4 separate regions of the Homo sapiens genome follow, and regions 2, 3 and 4 are each linked to region 1. A link is a contact called in ENCODE Hi-C or POLR2A ChIA-PET data. All regions are on one chromosome and are shown on one strand. Each heading gives the region's core, a stretch centred on a gene start or an enhancer-like site at or near the end of the contact. The rest is flanking DNA. Distances are from core to core; before and after follow the strand shown. Region 1 has its middle 47 kb from the start of CDC42EP3. Region 2 holds the start of CEBPZ (CCAAT enhancer binding protein zeta). Region 3 holds the start of RMDN2 (regulator of microtubule dynamics 2). Region 4 holds the start of PRKD3 (protein kinase D3).

Evidence for each region. A loop is a pair of places that touch in the nucleus more often than their neighbours do. ChIA-PET counts read pairs that join two places held with the same protein, here RNA polymerase II (POLR2A). Pooled maps may share reads with other maps.
Region 2: a loop to region 1 is called in a pooled map, with 4 times the contacts of the local background. The contact joins the promoter of CEBPZ here to the enhancer-like site in region 1. A Hi-C loop is called at or near these places in 7 of 50 pooled maps. POLR2A ChIA-PET finds 5 or more read pairs at or near these places in 2 of 52 experiments (activated CD4-positive, alpha-beta T cell and activated T-cell).
Region 3: a loop to region 1 is called in a pooled map, with 2.3 times the contacts of the local background. The contact joins the promoter of RMDN2 here to the enhancer-like site in region 1. A Hi-C loop is called at or near these places in 2 of 37 single-sample maps with no recorded cell type and 6 of 50 pooled maps.
Region 4: a loop to region 1 is called in a pooled map, with 2.5 times the contacts of the local background. The contact joins the promoter of PRKD3 here to the enhancer-like site in region 1. A Hi-C loop is called at or near these places in 6 of 50 pooled maps. POLR2A ChIA-PET finds 5 or more read pairs at or near these places in 3 of 52 experiments (CD8-positive, alpha-beta memory T cell, activated B cell and activated T-cell).

Annotation. Positions count from the first base shown.
Region 1 is chr2:37,622,834-37,626,247 of GRCh38, forward strand. No RefSeq gene overlaps it. Among named protein-coding and RNA genes, the nearest start is that of CDC42EP3, 47 kb to the right of the region's middle. RefSeq lists an enhancer at 2,353-2,622. Within about 2 kb of position 1,843, at least 6 of the 41 ENCODE cell types and tissues checked have a DNase peak (open chromatin) inside an H3K27ac peak, as active enhancers do.
Region 2 is chr2:37,229,901-37,233,314 of GRCh38, forward strand. CEBPZ (CCAAT enhancer binding protein zeta) reads right to left here and starts at 1,696. Exons shown (of 16, transcript NM_005760.3): 1 at 1,512-1,696. The coding sequence starts at 1,667. NDUFAF7 (NADH:ubiquinone oxidoreductase complex assembly factor 7) reads left to right here and starts at 1,758. Exons shown (of 10, transcript NM_144736.5): 1 at 1,758-1,860; 2 at 2,206-2,366. The coding sequence starts at 1,806. RefSeq lists enhancers at 1,041-2,240, 1,198-1,647.
Region 3 is chr2:37,923,652-37,927,065 of GRCh38, forward strand. RMDN2 (regulator of microtubule dynamics 2) reads left to right here and starts at 1,636. Exons shown (of 11, transcript NM_001170791.3): 1 at 1,636-1,774. RefSeq lists a silencer at 1,451-1,690.
Region 4 is chr2:37,323,277-37,326,690 of GRCh38, forward strand. It overlaps PRKD3 (protein kinase D3), which reads right to left and starts at 1,557. Exons shown (of 19, transcript NM_005813.6): 1 at 1,405-1,557. It overlaps PRKD3-DT (PRKD3 divergent transcript), which reads left to right and starts at 1,805. Exons shown (of 2, transcript NR_183394.1): 1 at 1,805-2,246; 2 at 3,201-3,414. RefSeq lists an enhancer at 568-647 and a silencer at 1,288-1,917.

The DNA of each region.
Region 1 (3,414 bases), core at 593-3,092:
AAGCAGTGTTTGTGTAATGATTACATATTTTCACTTACATAATTATGAAATGTACAAGTGTGACTGCTGCACAGTAATTAGTCACAAATGGCACACATTTCATGTAAATGGCTGCAATTCCTGTGACTCTTCCTATTGGGGCTAGCTTCATGAGCGTGTGACCTATCTAGTCCCACAGGGTCCCCTTGCTCAAGAGGGCCCCATGTTTGGTTTAATGTGCTGTGGCTGCTGTCTTGAAATTGTTCATAATTTTTGACAAGGGGACCCACCCCACATTTCCCCTTTACACTGAGCCCTCCAAATTACATGGCCATATCCAACTGCTATTGCAAAGATTCAAGCTGGGCTGGGAGGTAGAAATAGAAGGACCAGGTAGAGAGGCAGGGAGCAAGACTGAATCCTTTTAGTCATCTCAGGAGCCTCTGCCTCCAATCCAACAAGAAGGGCTTCTCCTGTTACTTAGAAAGTCTTGGCTCTTTTATTCAACTGGAACAAGGAAGAAGAATTAGCTTTTCAGAAAATAAAAAGTTTTGGTTAGGTCACAGTAAGGGGGAGCTGGGGAGATGCTATGGTTTTGATATGTCCCCAGATTTCATGTGTTGGAAACTTAATCTCCAAATTTGTATGTTGATTGGAGATGGGGCCTTTTGGAAGTAATTAGGATTAGATAAGGTCATCAGGGTTGGAGTCCCCATGATGGGACTGGTAGCTTAATAGGAAGAGGAAGAGAGATCTGAGCTGGCATGCTCTTGCCCTCTCACCATGTAATGGTGAGAAATCAATGTCTTTTCTTTATAAATTACTCAGTCTGTGGTATTTTGTTATAGCAACAGAACATGAACTAAGACAGATAATTGATACTGAGGAGATGGGCTATTGCTAGTAAGAAATACCTGAAAATGTGGAAGCAGCTTTGGAAGTGGGTAATACATAGAGGCTAGGCTCTGAGAATAACTCACAGTGGTCAAGTGGCCTAGGAGGTGCCTTCAGGGAGACCAGAAGCACTTGATGGGATAAATAGTGGTCATAAGATAGGCAGTGTAAACTACCTCACTCTTCCCCACTCTTCCGTAGCATCTGCTGTGAAGATACTGTTTCTTATGGTTTTGTTAGTGGATTTCTTTGTGGAGCTCAAAGTTCTGAACCCAGGTTGATTCAACGTGAAAATAAACATTGATCGTGCAGGCTCAAGGAGCCAGAAGACAGGGGTCGGGGGATGGAAGGCGGGACAGTGGGCAATTGGGCTCAGAGTGATGTGTCCTCAGTGAGAATTCCAGTTTTGCCATAATCTTCCCTGTGAAGTTCTGAGAATGAGTGTACAATGCCATAATGTCCTGGACTATGGTGGGGATGGTGGGTGTTCCCCACACTTGAGCAGAACGAAGCCTGTGTAAGCTGTGAAACTGTCAGCTTTGGAGATTAGTCATCCTTGCTCAGACCCTATAAAGCTTTTGCATTAGTTAGGCTGATGTTTCACTTTTAACTCATATAATAGGCTTCAGACACTTGGAAATAGTGCTTTTATCATTAGGTATGTTGCCATTTTTATTTTTTCAAGTTTCTCGCTCTCTCTCTCACCACATAAGTACACTTAAAGCTTTACCCTTGCTATGAGGTTAACCTAAGGCAGAGGGTATGTTGCCAGCTATAGGCCAAAAGTCTGGGTAGGCATGCGAGAAAGAAATATTTTGGTAGCAATATAGCTTAGGAAGTCAATATTTTTTAACATAAGTGACAGCAAATATTTACAAATTCAGGCTACTGTGGGTGTTCAGATTCTGAGTGAAAAGCAATCTCATGCACTGATATTTACTTTGAATATGTTCTCCTTTTTTCAGCACCCATGACTAATTCCCCTTTTCACAGGGTGAAGAGCAAGTTGGCTCTTGATCTAGCCAGAAAAAAAAAAAAAGGTTTTCTTATACTTCTGGTAGTAGGCATGTGGTTAGAATACAGGAGTAAGAAAACAAATGTGACTCTTAAAATTATAGTACACATTAATAAACGAACTAAACATCTAAATGTTGCTAAAGTGACTGAATCACAGATCCACTGTTTCTTACTCTGGTTTTTGCTAGAGGGGCAATGAACATGTAAATTGAGGGTACAATGCAGCAAATGAACTAAATTAGAGACTTTATTTGAGTATTGTTGATGCCGGGAGAGATGAGAAAAATAAGACAAACCTTGCCTTCAAGGAACTTATATTTGTGAGGAAAATACATCAACAAAGCAAAGTCAAGTAATCATAAAAATATGAACGGCTCTTTAACAGTAGAAGGGAGGGAGAAAGCTGAGCGTGGTTAATTTATACATGGAATGTATGAAGTTGTTTCAGAGAGGCAAGAAATTATTTGCCTCTCTGAGTCTTCCTGGAAACAGTCTCCCTGGAGGAGGTAGATTTGAGTATTGAAAGGAGCATTCTAGGCAGGCAGAAGGCATGAGTGGAATCACAGAGGTGGTGAAAGATCCATGAGAGTGAGATGAGTAAGCCAGGCTGGCTGATGTGAGGTTTTGGGATGGTGAATAATTGGAGACTGTGCTGGAAATAGCTAGTGCATTGGACTCCAGAGGGTCTTAATTGGTGGGACAGGAGCTTCTGCATGCACCATGAAAGACCTGCTCTGACACAGTGAAAATCTCTGCATCTCCCTTTCCCACTGAGTCATCTTAGGCTTCCCTCTCTGCTTTTCCCTTGAAGCCAGGAGTCCATTCCCAGTGGGCAGGCCCATCCTTCCTGAAATCCAGCACAAGATGAGGCCTGGTAGGTGAGTGTGCAGGGCCATGGTGCAGACTCCTCCAAGCTCATCATTACTCCAGCTTGGTCAGGGTCTGTTTGGAAAATGGAGTGGTGACATCCTCTTGCCTCAGGATGTGTGGAAGCTCCTTCCATGTATACAGTAGAAACAGAGCATCTCTGATCCTTTATTACCCCCAGAACCCACTCTCCTGGCTCCTGGCCGAAGGGCCTGAGAAGCAATTGTAAAATTGGGAGCTTGCCCAAAGGACCAGTACTATATAAAGATTCATTTCAAACCCTGAGCAAGGCGTTACGGATGCAGACCTGATAATGAGCCATTATGAGAAAATGAAAAGCACAGACTTTGTGGTGGTGCCCTCAGAGCTAAGTAATTCTGGAGAGTAATTATGAAGCAGAAGAATGATTATACAAACTGCAGACTAAACATTTAGGCCCTGTGTGTGAGGCCAGCTGACAAAGCAGAGGTAATTAATAGGCAGTTACAATGTGGAAGATTCTGGAAAGTAGAGTTCTGTTGTCTGAAATTTAGTCTGACAGAGGAATATTAGCAAGATAAATGTATTTGGACCAAGCACTCCCGAGAGGAAGGGCATGCTCAAATTGTTTCTGTAAAAAGTCTCTGGCGGTGTTTGGCTCCCTTCTGCGTCCTTCAT
Region 2 (3,414 bases), core at 446-2,945, 390 kb before region 1:
CCAGGCTGGTCTCAAACTCCTGGACTCAAGGTATCCTCCCACCTCTGACTCCCAAAGTGCTGGGATTATGGGTGTGAGCCACTGTGCCTGGCTCATTTCTACAAATTTATACTACATATACACTTACAAAAGTGGGGGAAAAACACGATTAAGGTTATTAACTGTAGTATTATTTAAAATAGTGAAAGACTGGCAATAATTTAAATATTCACAATAAATGGCTGGTTAGATAAATTAAGACAGACAAAATGATTTATGCAGCCATAGCAATGACACAGAACGTTATGCACTGATATAGAAGGATTTCTAAGACAGAAAAGAAAGCAAAATGTAGAGATAGGTGTATATATATGGTACCATTTATGTAAAAAAGATACACCCGTATTTCATACACATAAATGAGTATGTATATGCTTGAAAAGGTATATAGTATCCCTGAAAGATATAAAATGCAGTTGTAAAAATAATTGCTTCCTATCAGGGCAATGGTTATGGCTGAGATAAAAGTGGAAACAATTTGACTTCACTATGTATCTTTTAAAGTTTGCACCACGTGTTTCATGTGTATATATTACCTATTCAAAACTTAAATATACACAAGCACAGAGCAAACTGTGAATCTGCCTATCTCTAACTAACTCCTCCACCTTGAAAGTCCAGTCTCCAAACAAAATAATATTAAAAACAAAGTTAATTTCTGTTCCTTATCTGCTTAAAATCTTCCAGTGGTTTTGCATCAAACTCAGAGCAAAAGCCTGCCCTCTGACCCCTCGGCCCTCCTTTCTTACTATTCTCCCCTTAACTCACTCTGCCTCTGCTACACTGGCATTTTGGCTGCTCATGGAATAGGTTAGGCACTCTTCTGCCTGTCTTTGCATTTGCTGTTCCAACTGACTGGAATGGCAGCTCACTCCTTCCTGTCCTTTAGGATTCTGCTCAAACATTTCCGTGATGTGTTTGTCGATCATCTCATTTAATACTAACGCGCTCCCACTCCTTATCGTCCTTCCTTGTTTTATTTTCTTTTATAGCACTACCCCGCGTCTGCTGTACTATGTGTTTAAAAGTTTGTTTACTGTTTCTCTCCCTTAATTAGGATGCTCCAAAAAAGAGGGCTTCTGGGGCATACAGTGACACGTGCATGTACTCTATGAGAACAGAAATGAAAATTCCAATACCACTGGTGTTCAAAACACTCATACCACAAGGTCAGGACCAAGAAAAGCCACTCTCCGACCTGATGGTGTGATGGTTATACCACGTCAATAAAATCAGAAGATCGCCTACATCCTAAGAATAGCCAGAGAATACAACGTTCAATTCGAAACTTTTCTTTTGTAAACAGCAGTGGAAACCGGCGTGGGAAGCGCACCGAACACATGCTTCAGAGGCTGGGATCTCGGTCCTGGACGCCCGCGCTCTACGCAGCGCGGAAGCGGCGGGGCAGTCAGCCTAGCCACCTTCGGAACTCTCCACGCCTGATCCCGTTCCCCGGAGCCCGCGGCCGTTACCTTGGTGCCTCCGAGCCGTAACACTTCCTCCAGGGAGAACCCATTCTCGGCTTCACTAGTATTATCCTCATCCTCCTCGTCCGGATCTTCTACTGCCTCCTCGGGGCGCCAAGGCCGCTTGGCATGGAACTCCAAAGGCTCCTTGACTGCGGCCATGGCGGGCAAAGCATACGCGCGTGAAACTCAGCCTATTTCCGCTCTGCCAGTGGCGTAATTCCTGTCGGGGCGTGTCTTCTCCCGGAAATGGTCTAAGCCCCAGCTCCTGGCGGAGCGAGCTAGCCTGCGAATTTCAGCATGAGTGTACTGCTGAGGTCAGGTTTGGGGCCGTTGTGTGCCGTGGCGCGCGCAGGTAAGCGTCAGTCCCCTCGAAGCCCGGTTGCCGTGGAAGCCGCGTGGGGCGCCTTCCTCAGCTCTTCAGTTGAGGGTACCGGGGGATCAAGGGCTCGGGGGCTCACTTCCACCTTGAAGGTACCCTGGGCTGGAAACGGGTCCGGTACAAACGCAATAGGGCTGCGTAGTCGTGGGCAAGTGGGTGCTGTCTCTGCGCCCCGTGGGCGTGCTAAGCACAGTAGCCCGCGGTCTGCGGTGGGGCGAGGTTAAGGGTTCACGAAGCTGTTTTGAAAACGCTCAGGCGGCTTGCGCTCGTGAATGGTCAGATTTATCATGGGGTCTGTTTAATTTGTGTTTTTCGCAGCCATTCCTTTTATTTGGAGAGGGAAATACTTCAGCTCCGGGAATGAGCCTGCAGAAAACCCGGTGACGCCGATGCTGCGGCATCTTATGTACAAAATAAAGTCTACTGGTCCCATCACTGTGGCCGAGTACATGAAGGAGGTGTTGACTAATCCAGCCAAGGTATGGGTCGGGTAGCCCGAGGACTAGGCCCTCTCTAGCCGATTTGCGAGGTGCAAGCCAGGAGGGAGAAGCCCGAAGGTTCTCAGCCCAGGCAGTGGGGGTGCCTGCCAGGGGAAGAGCCATTTCTGAGGACCTGGGGACAGATAATTTGTCAGTTGGTCAGGGCTGGCTCACGTCAGAGGCAGTGCCAGTAAAGAGGAGAGGACACGGTCCAAGGGTGTTTAGGAGACAGAATGTAGCTGATTGGATTTATGATGCGGGAAGGATGACTTTCCTACTTGGCTGATGGTGGGTGGTGTGGATTCATTGCTTTGGGAGAAGGAATACGGGAGGAAGGATGGAGAGTTCAGGCTGGTATATGAATTTGAAGTGTGTGGGACTCTTAGGTAGAAATCTCCAACAGGCAGCTGGAAATAGGAATTACTGCCTGGAAAGTCGTCTGTGTTGGAATGGCTTCAGCTGGCATTGGAGACATGTGCTGGGTTTTCTCACATGTGCAGTTGAGAATGCAGTCTGGGTCGTCTTCACTGTTCTAGGATTAGGCACAGTCACAGCTTTCTGACCCACGTTTCCTTGTCTGTTCTACAGAGCCATTTGGTGAAAGCCTATAGTCCTTTATTTTAGAATATTTCATCTTTTGCTGGGTTGAAATATGACCTCTGTGGAATTCTGGGGTTAGATTGGCCATTGTTGTTGGATATGGTAGTGTGACTCTAGTGTCGAGGTTTACCCAAGGCCGGTATCTTTCTTTCGATGCCGGTTAGGCAGGGCTGCAAGATAGGTGGCTTAGACTAGTGTGGTGGTACTAGAAATAGAAGAGGGTGATTTAGAAAGGGACTGACAGGATTTGCCGATGGATTGAGTGATGGAACGGAGGAATCAAGGCTGATTCGTACTTTTAGCTTGAGCAGTTGGGTGATGATGGTACCTTTTATTGAGATTAAGACAGACAGGACCAGGTTTGGAGGAGTACTAGGGAGAGGGCCTACACCAGGAGCTGCATTTTATACATATTTTGTTAGCAGTGACATGCAGGTGGAGATAGAAA
Region 3 (3,414 bases), core at 386-2,885, 300 kb after region 1:
ATAAATAGGAGTGAAGTGGGTTTGTAGAAGGTAATATTTTACTAGTTCCAAATCTGAGAGGTTAAAGATTAATCTGCTCTTTTTCCAAATACAACTTAGGTTTTTGCTCTTGTTTTTTGAGACAGAGTCTCATTCTGTCCCAGACTGGTGAGCAGTGGCCCGATCTCGGCTCACTGCAACTTCTGCCTCTGAGGTTTAAGCAATTCTCATGCCTTAACCTCCCGAGCAGCTGGGACTACAGAAGTGCGCCACCACACTCGGCTAATTTTTGTATTTTTAGTAGAGATGGTGTTTCATCATATTGGCCAGGCTGGTCACGAACTCCTGGCCTCAAGTGATCCGTCCGCCTCAGCCTCTCAAAGTGCTGGGCTTACAGTCGTGAGCCACTGCGCCCTGCTACAAATTACTTTTAATAAAATGACCATGGCCAGGCTTACTTATTCTTCAATGCGGCTTGCCTGAAGCTCAAAAAATCATCTTAAAGAGCCTATAGAATCCCTGAATCCCTATCCGTAAACAGTAGTATATGGATTGCAAAACAAGCCTTCTGGATTCTTCATGGCTTTATGGGTGTTGTCTGCTGTTGCTGTTTTGAGAAAGAGTGTACCCATTTTTAATTCTGCTCAATATATTGGTGGGAAGTTTAGAGATTAATGTTATGCAAACCTAAGCTTGAGGCAGTAATACTCAAGGTGCGGACAATACAGAAGCAGTGTATGTACTGTTTTGTTTTTGTTTTTGAGACGCTCTATCACCCAGGCTGGAGTGCGGTGGCGCGATCTCGCCTCACTGCAACCTCTGCCTCCGGGTTCAAACGATTCTCCTGCCTCATCCTCCCAAGTAGCTGGGATTACAGGCGTCCACCACCACGCCCGGCTAATTTTTTGTATTTTTAGTAGAGACAGGGGTTTCGCCACGTTGGCCATACTGGTCTCGAATTCCTGACCTCAGGTGATCCGCCTGCCTCAGCCTCCCAAAGTGCTGGGATTACAGGCGTGACCCACCGCGCCCGGCCCAGTTTTTAAGAGCGTATTTAGCAGAATTAGTTTCATTATACAAACCACAGAAAGCTGGGTAAAACCTTAAATGTCAGGCATCTGAAAAAACAGCGGCTTTCATCTAAAGGCAACTCGGAATGGCGGGGAGAAGGAAGAGGCTGTCAAAATTGCTCATTAAAAGAAAACGTGAGATAAAGCTATGAACACGGGGCTGCAGATATCAGTAATTAGTGCAAGGCGTCTGCCTTTAATTCAGTCGTGAGGAGTAAAGTGCAAGGTTGTGCCTAGAAAGGGCACAGAAAAAGGTTTAACTAGGGGAGAGGGAGTGGGTTTGAGAGCCGGAACGAAGCGAGCTGGCGGTGGGCGTGCGGAGTGGCAGCAACGCGAGAGGGAACGCGCTGGGGCTAGCGCGGAGGCCCAGAGCCCAGGCGGGGGAAAAGGTGCCGACCGGCTTCGAAGGGAGGCGACGGCCGAGACACACGGTCCGGCGCGAGCCAGGCGCCCCGCGACGTGCAATTTTATTTTGCAAAAGGTGCACCCAACGCCAGTCCCGGTAGAGTTGAACCCACCACGAGAGGGAGAGGGGGCGGGAGCGGGGGGCCGAGCGGCCGCGGGCTCCTCCCCCGGCGCCTCCGCTATCTGGGTCAGGACGCGACGGCCGCGGCGCGGGACCTTAGGACCCGCGGGCTCCAGGGCTACTGTCCGTCCGCCACTGCGCGCCAGCAGGTCCTGGTCTCCGCTCTCCAACAGCTGAAAGGCCGGCGCAGTGAACACAGGTGCGTGCGCAGTCTGGGAGGGGGCTGCTCAGCCGCTGGGGGCCGGACCGCGCCGGGGACTTGCGGAGGGAAGCGGAAATACTTGCGGTGGGGGCGACTGCACTTCCGGGTCGGTGTGTCCCTGGCGAAGCTTGAGCCTGCTAGCCAGCGGTGCTCTGCGTTCCCGGGGCTGGAGCAGCGGCCCATAGTGGCTTCCCGGGTTCATCCCTCGCTGACCCTGCGCCACGGAAGCCCTAGCCCCGGAGGTCGCTGGTATTTCCTCGCACGCGGACCCTTCTGGGGTGCGTGGGGAACAGGCAGTTTGCTGCCTCGGCCCGGCTGGTCCCTGCAAACCCCAAAGAATTTCAACAGAGACACTTGCTGGGCTCTCGCTCGGCTTTCAGCCTTGCGCAAACATTTTGTTTTTGTTTGTGTGGGGTTTTTTTTGCTCTCAGACTCCGTCTGTGCCTATTTCACACAAAAACGAAGGCCGGATTATCAGTGCTGCCAACATAGGGGAATGAGGCAAACACTTGGGAGCCCTAAATTTAAAATAAATTATAAAATACAAAAAAACCATGAAAACCTGATGAAATGAACAATAGAATTCACTTCGAAAGTACCAGGTTTTCCAGGACGCTGTAGGAAATCTGATCACTAGTTCAAGGTCTCAGTGCAATTCTCTTAGGAAACTTAAACCTCGGGCTTTTTTGTAATGTCTCTTTATCCTTGCAAAATTTGTCATACCTTCCCCGAGTTTATTAGAGTTATGCATTTTATATTTTTCTCCTCTAAGGGTCTGCTGATGAAGTTAATGAATATCTGTGCTAGATTTATGGTGAAAGCATTATAATTAATTTAGTAAAGCATAATTTCTACATCAAAAAATTAATTTTAAATAAAACTAGAACATGGAAATGAAATGTTTCTTCAGACATTTCTTCAGAAAACATTTCATATTCTATTTTCTTTAGAGTCAACATTTTGATGTCATTTTAGAATACTTGATTCTCATCTCAACCTTTAATATTACACAATAATACACATTAATTAAGTGCCATAATCTATATTAAAATGTCATTTTCCATTGTTATTTACTAGCACCTTACAAATTGAAACGTAACATAATACTTTGTATCTGATTATTAAAATATTAGAGTTTTAAAATCTGTTTGGTAAAGTTTTTAATTACTATATTTTTTTATACTACAAGTGTATACTATTAACATAATTAGAAGTATGAAAGCTAACAAGGCTGGAGGCAGTGGCCCATGCTGCTTATCCCAGCACTTTGAGAGGTGGAGGCAGGATTGCTTGGGCCCAGGAGTTCGGGACCAGCCTAGCAACATAGGGAGACTCACTCTCTACAAGTAATGTAAAAATTAGCCGGGCGTGGTTGCCCACGCTTGTGGTCCTAGCTACTAGGGAGGCTGAGGCAGGAGGATGACTTGAGCCCAAGTGGTCGAGGCTACAGTGAGCAGTGATTGTACCACTGCACTCCAGCCTAGGTGACAGAGCGAGACTCTAAAAAAAAAAAGCTATGTAAATGACTTCATACAACCTTTGAAATTATTCTGAAGGCAAGCAAGTACTCTGATGTATTTTGTACATTATTTTTAATGTGTCATTTTTCAAATTATCAGTGTTGAAGCACATTTGTT
Region 4 (3,414 bases), core at 307-2,806, 300 kb before region 1:
CGCTATATACTAAATTACAGAACCTGAGTCACCCTGAAATGTGAAATGCTATATACTAAATTATAGAACCGAGGATGGAACCTGGCTCGTCAAGGAGTACTCCAAGCTCATGCACTCAGGCCCACCACAACTGTATTACTACCTACTGAAGAAAAACCTTCCACGGTTTCTGTGTGACACGTTTCAAATCCTACTTTTAGAAAATCTTCTAACTTCTTGGCTGAATGTCCATGCTTGATCTTAACTCGGAATCTAACAGGGAAGGAAGCAAGGGTTCGTTGACAAGGAAAAACTGGCCTAGATCTCAGTCGGGGGAACTTTATGGACGCCTTCTGCAGCAAAGCTAAGGAAAATGAAAATCGCTAAAAATGTAAGAACGACGACATTAAGTAGAAGGGTAAAAAAAAAGTTTCAGAGGAATAAAATAACATTTTCTAGGATACAAATTAAGGCATTTAAAAGTTCTTGTTCCATTTGTGGCTATGTCTCATAAAAGCTGTGTCGCACCAAGCAGCAGTTCAGGGTGTAACTTATCCTTCCTAATCAAAGATGACACCGATAGTCTTATTTCCTGTGGGGATGGGTGTGATTGAAGACACAGTTACGTCCATGCCATCAATCTGTGTGTGGAAAAGTCGGCAGGTCGCGCGCACACACTTGTCGCTTGAATCGTATGTGTGCCTGCAGACGGCAAGGCCTATGCCTCTGACTGCGTTCACCTGAAATAAAATACCCAACCGGCAATACAGTAGTATATGGTTATTTTCACTGCTCAAAGAAACAGTGGCACTCCTCAGTGTTTCAGCTTAAGGAAAACCTCCCAGGAGGGAGCAACTCGGAACAATGCTGCAACTAGCAAATCCAAACGCAGTCGGGATACTGGGGCGAGGGGCTTACATTCTCCAAGCACCATTTACTCACCCCTTTGAGACGACTACAACGCAAAGTGAGGAAATGAAACGAAAAAGCTGGTCCAAAATTCGGCACTGCGAGCGCCGCGGGTCTGGCTTCGGGAACTAGTTTGGGAGACCCGGGAACGGATCGCCTCCGATGGGCCGGGCGCGGTGGTCTCCAGCGGAGCGCGAACCCAAGTTGCCCTCCGCGCGGACGCCGGAACTTGGCCCCTCTGGCGGCTGCGGCGGCGCCCCCGCTCCCCCTCAGCCGCCCACCTCCCGCCGCGCGCTCCCCCAACTTCCCGCCCAGCGCGGCTGACACCGCCCAGCCCGGCGCGGGGTCCGAGTCCTGTCGCCGCCGCCGCCGCGTGCAGTTGGGGGGTTGGGGGTTTGGGGGATGGGGGAGGGGCCGCCGCCGCCTCAGCCCGACGGGCCGGGAGAACAAAGCGGCGGCGGCGGCGGCGCGAACTTTTTCGGTGTCTGTTCAGCGCTCCCCGAGGCGACTACTTACAGTGGCAGGCTCGGCCCGTCGTGAGAAACTGCGCCCGCCAGCGTCTGAGTACCGGACGAGGCGCCAGCGAGGCTTCACGCGCCTCGCAGGATCCCGCCCGCCTCCGGCGCCCCTTCCTCCCTCCCTCCCCGTCCCGTCCTGGGGCCGGAGGGCGGGGGGCCGGGGCGCGCGGGGGGCGGGGGCGCGCGGCCAGCGCGGGGCCTGCCGGGAGCTGTAGTTCCTCGGCCCGCGCCCGCCGGGAGGTGGCCGCGGCGGGAGGTCGGGGTTGTCTCTGCCCCGCGAAGGGGCGCCGGGAGCGCCGGGTACAGTCGGGCTGGCTCCGCACCCTCGAGTTCCGGGCGTCTTCGTGAGCGCGGGGGCACGGGGCAGGGGCGCCGCGGGAGTCGCGAGCGTGTCTATCAGTTACACGCGGTACTTGATCGCGCTGTTGCCGACGGTACTGTCTTTTCCTCTACTGCCGTGCACTCTTGAGGGAGGCGGTGGCGACAATGGGCCAGAGGTGATAGTTGGAACGGGGGACTTGTAAGGCGTCCAGAGCAGAGAGCTGCTTCCACCCTGAGATGTCACAGCCCTCCCGCATGCTCCTCCCTGCTGCCTGCCCCCGGGGTGGCCGCCGGCACCGCAGCTCGGCGCCCAAACCGGCACGTCCCAAGCCCGACGTTCCGGTGACTGCAGGGGTTTTCCCGGTGCTCGGTGTTTCCTCCCCGTCGGCCTTTAAACGCGAATGTGACCCTACCACCAAAGTGGAGTGCAGTCCAGAATCACCAAACCTGGGCTTCCAGGTGTCTGGAAACACAATGTTAACATTTGTTTTGCTCCAAAACAAAGTATGACCGTGTCGGGTGAGTGGGGCGGGAGTGGGAGTCAGCAGCATAAGGATCTAGAGGGAAAATACACTGTGCATAAATTTTCGATGTCTTATGTGAGAGAAAGGCCTGAGAAGCTGACAGGCATTGTCACAGAAGCCACATGATTCTCCTTATGTCAACATTTTATCCCAAAAGTACTTAAATATATTGAAACAATCAGAGGGACTACAATCAAGAGGGCAGTTTTCTTTCTTCTCTCTTTTTCTTTCTTTTCCCCTTTCTCTCTTTCTTCTTTCTCTCTAGAAAAGGTTTTACTCTGTCATCCAGGCTGAAGTGCAGTGACACGATCATAGCTCACTGCAGCCTGGAGCTGCTGGGCTCAAGTGATTATCCTGCGTCAGCCTCCCAAGCAGCTGGGACTACAGGCGTGTGCCACCACGCCCCACTAACTTTTAAGTTAGTTTTTGTAGAGACGAGGTCTCTTGCTGTGTTACCCAGGCTGGTCTCCTGACCTCAAGAGATCCGCCCGCCTCGGCCCTCCAAATCGTTGGGATTACAGGCGTGAGACACCGCGCCCAGCCAAGAGGGCAGTTTTCAAGAATAGAAAGAAAAATAAACATAAATTAGCCCCTACTTTTGATACAAAATCATCACTCTTAATGGATGTCCTCGGATTTAAAGTTAAGAAATGAAAATATTAAGATAATTTATATTAAACATAAGGCAGGTAAGATTGTGTAAAACCTTGATTACTTTATTTAAAAATCTATTTAAAAAAAGATTTCTGAAACATTCTCAGGAATTGGAAGTTGCTAAATGTCTTACATCCAGCAGTATCTAATTCAATCTTACTATATTTTTGTTATTAGAGTCCTATTCAGCTATTCTTTTACTTTAAAATTGAAAGTAGATTTACTCAAGTTTGCCTTCTTTTTAAAGGACTCTCTTGCTTAACTTTGCCCTTTTCTTCCTTTCACTTCCCAACAGACGTTTTAGTCCAGCCCCAAATTTTGCCTCTGAGCAAGATTCCCAGGACCTCATTGGAGCAGTTTACAGCCAGTCTTATCTCACTATTAACTTCCATTTTCTGCTGTAGTACTTAAAGTGACAGAAGTTACTCTTCCTAGAAGTAACTTTTCCAGACGATTCAAACTGCTGTTATACAGAGATTTAAGTATTTGTGTGCATGTGTGAAAACAGA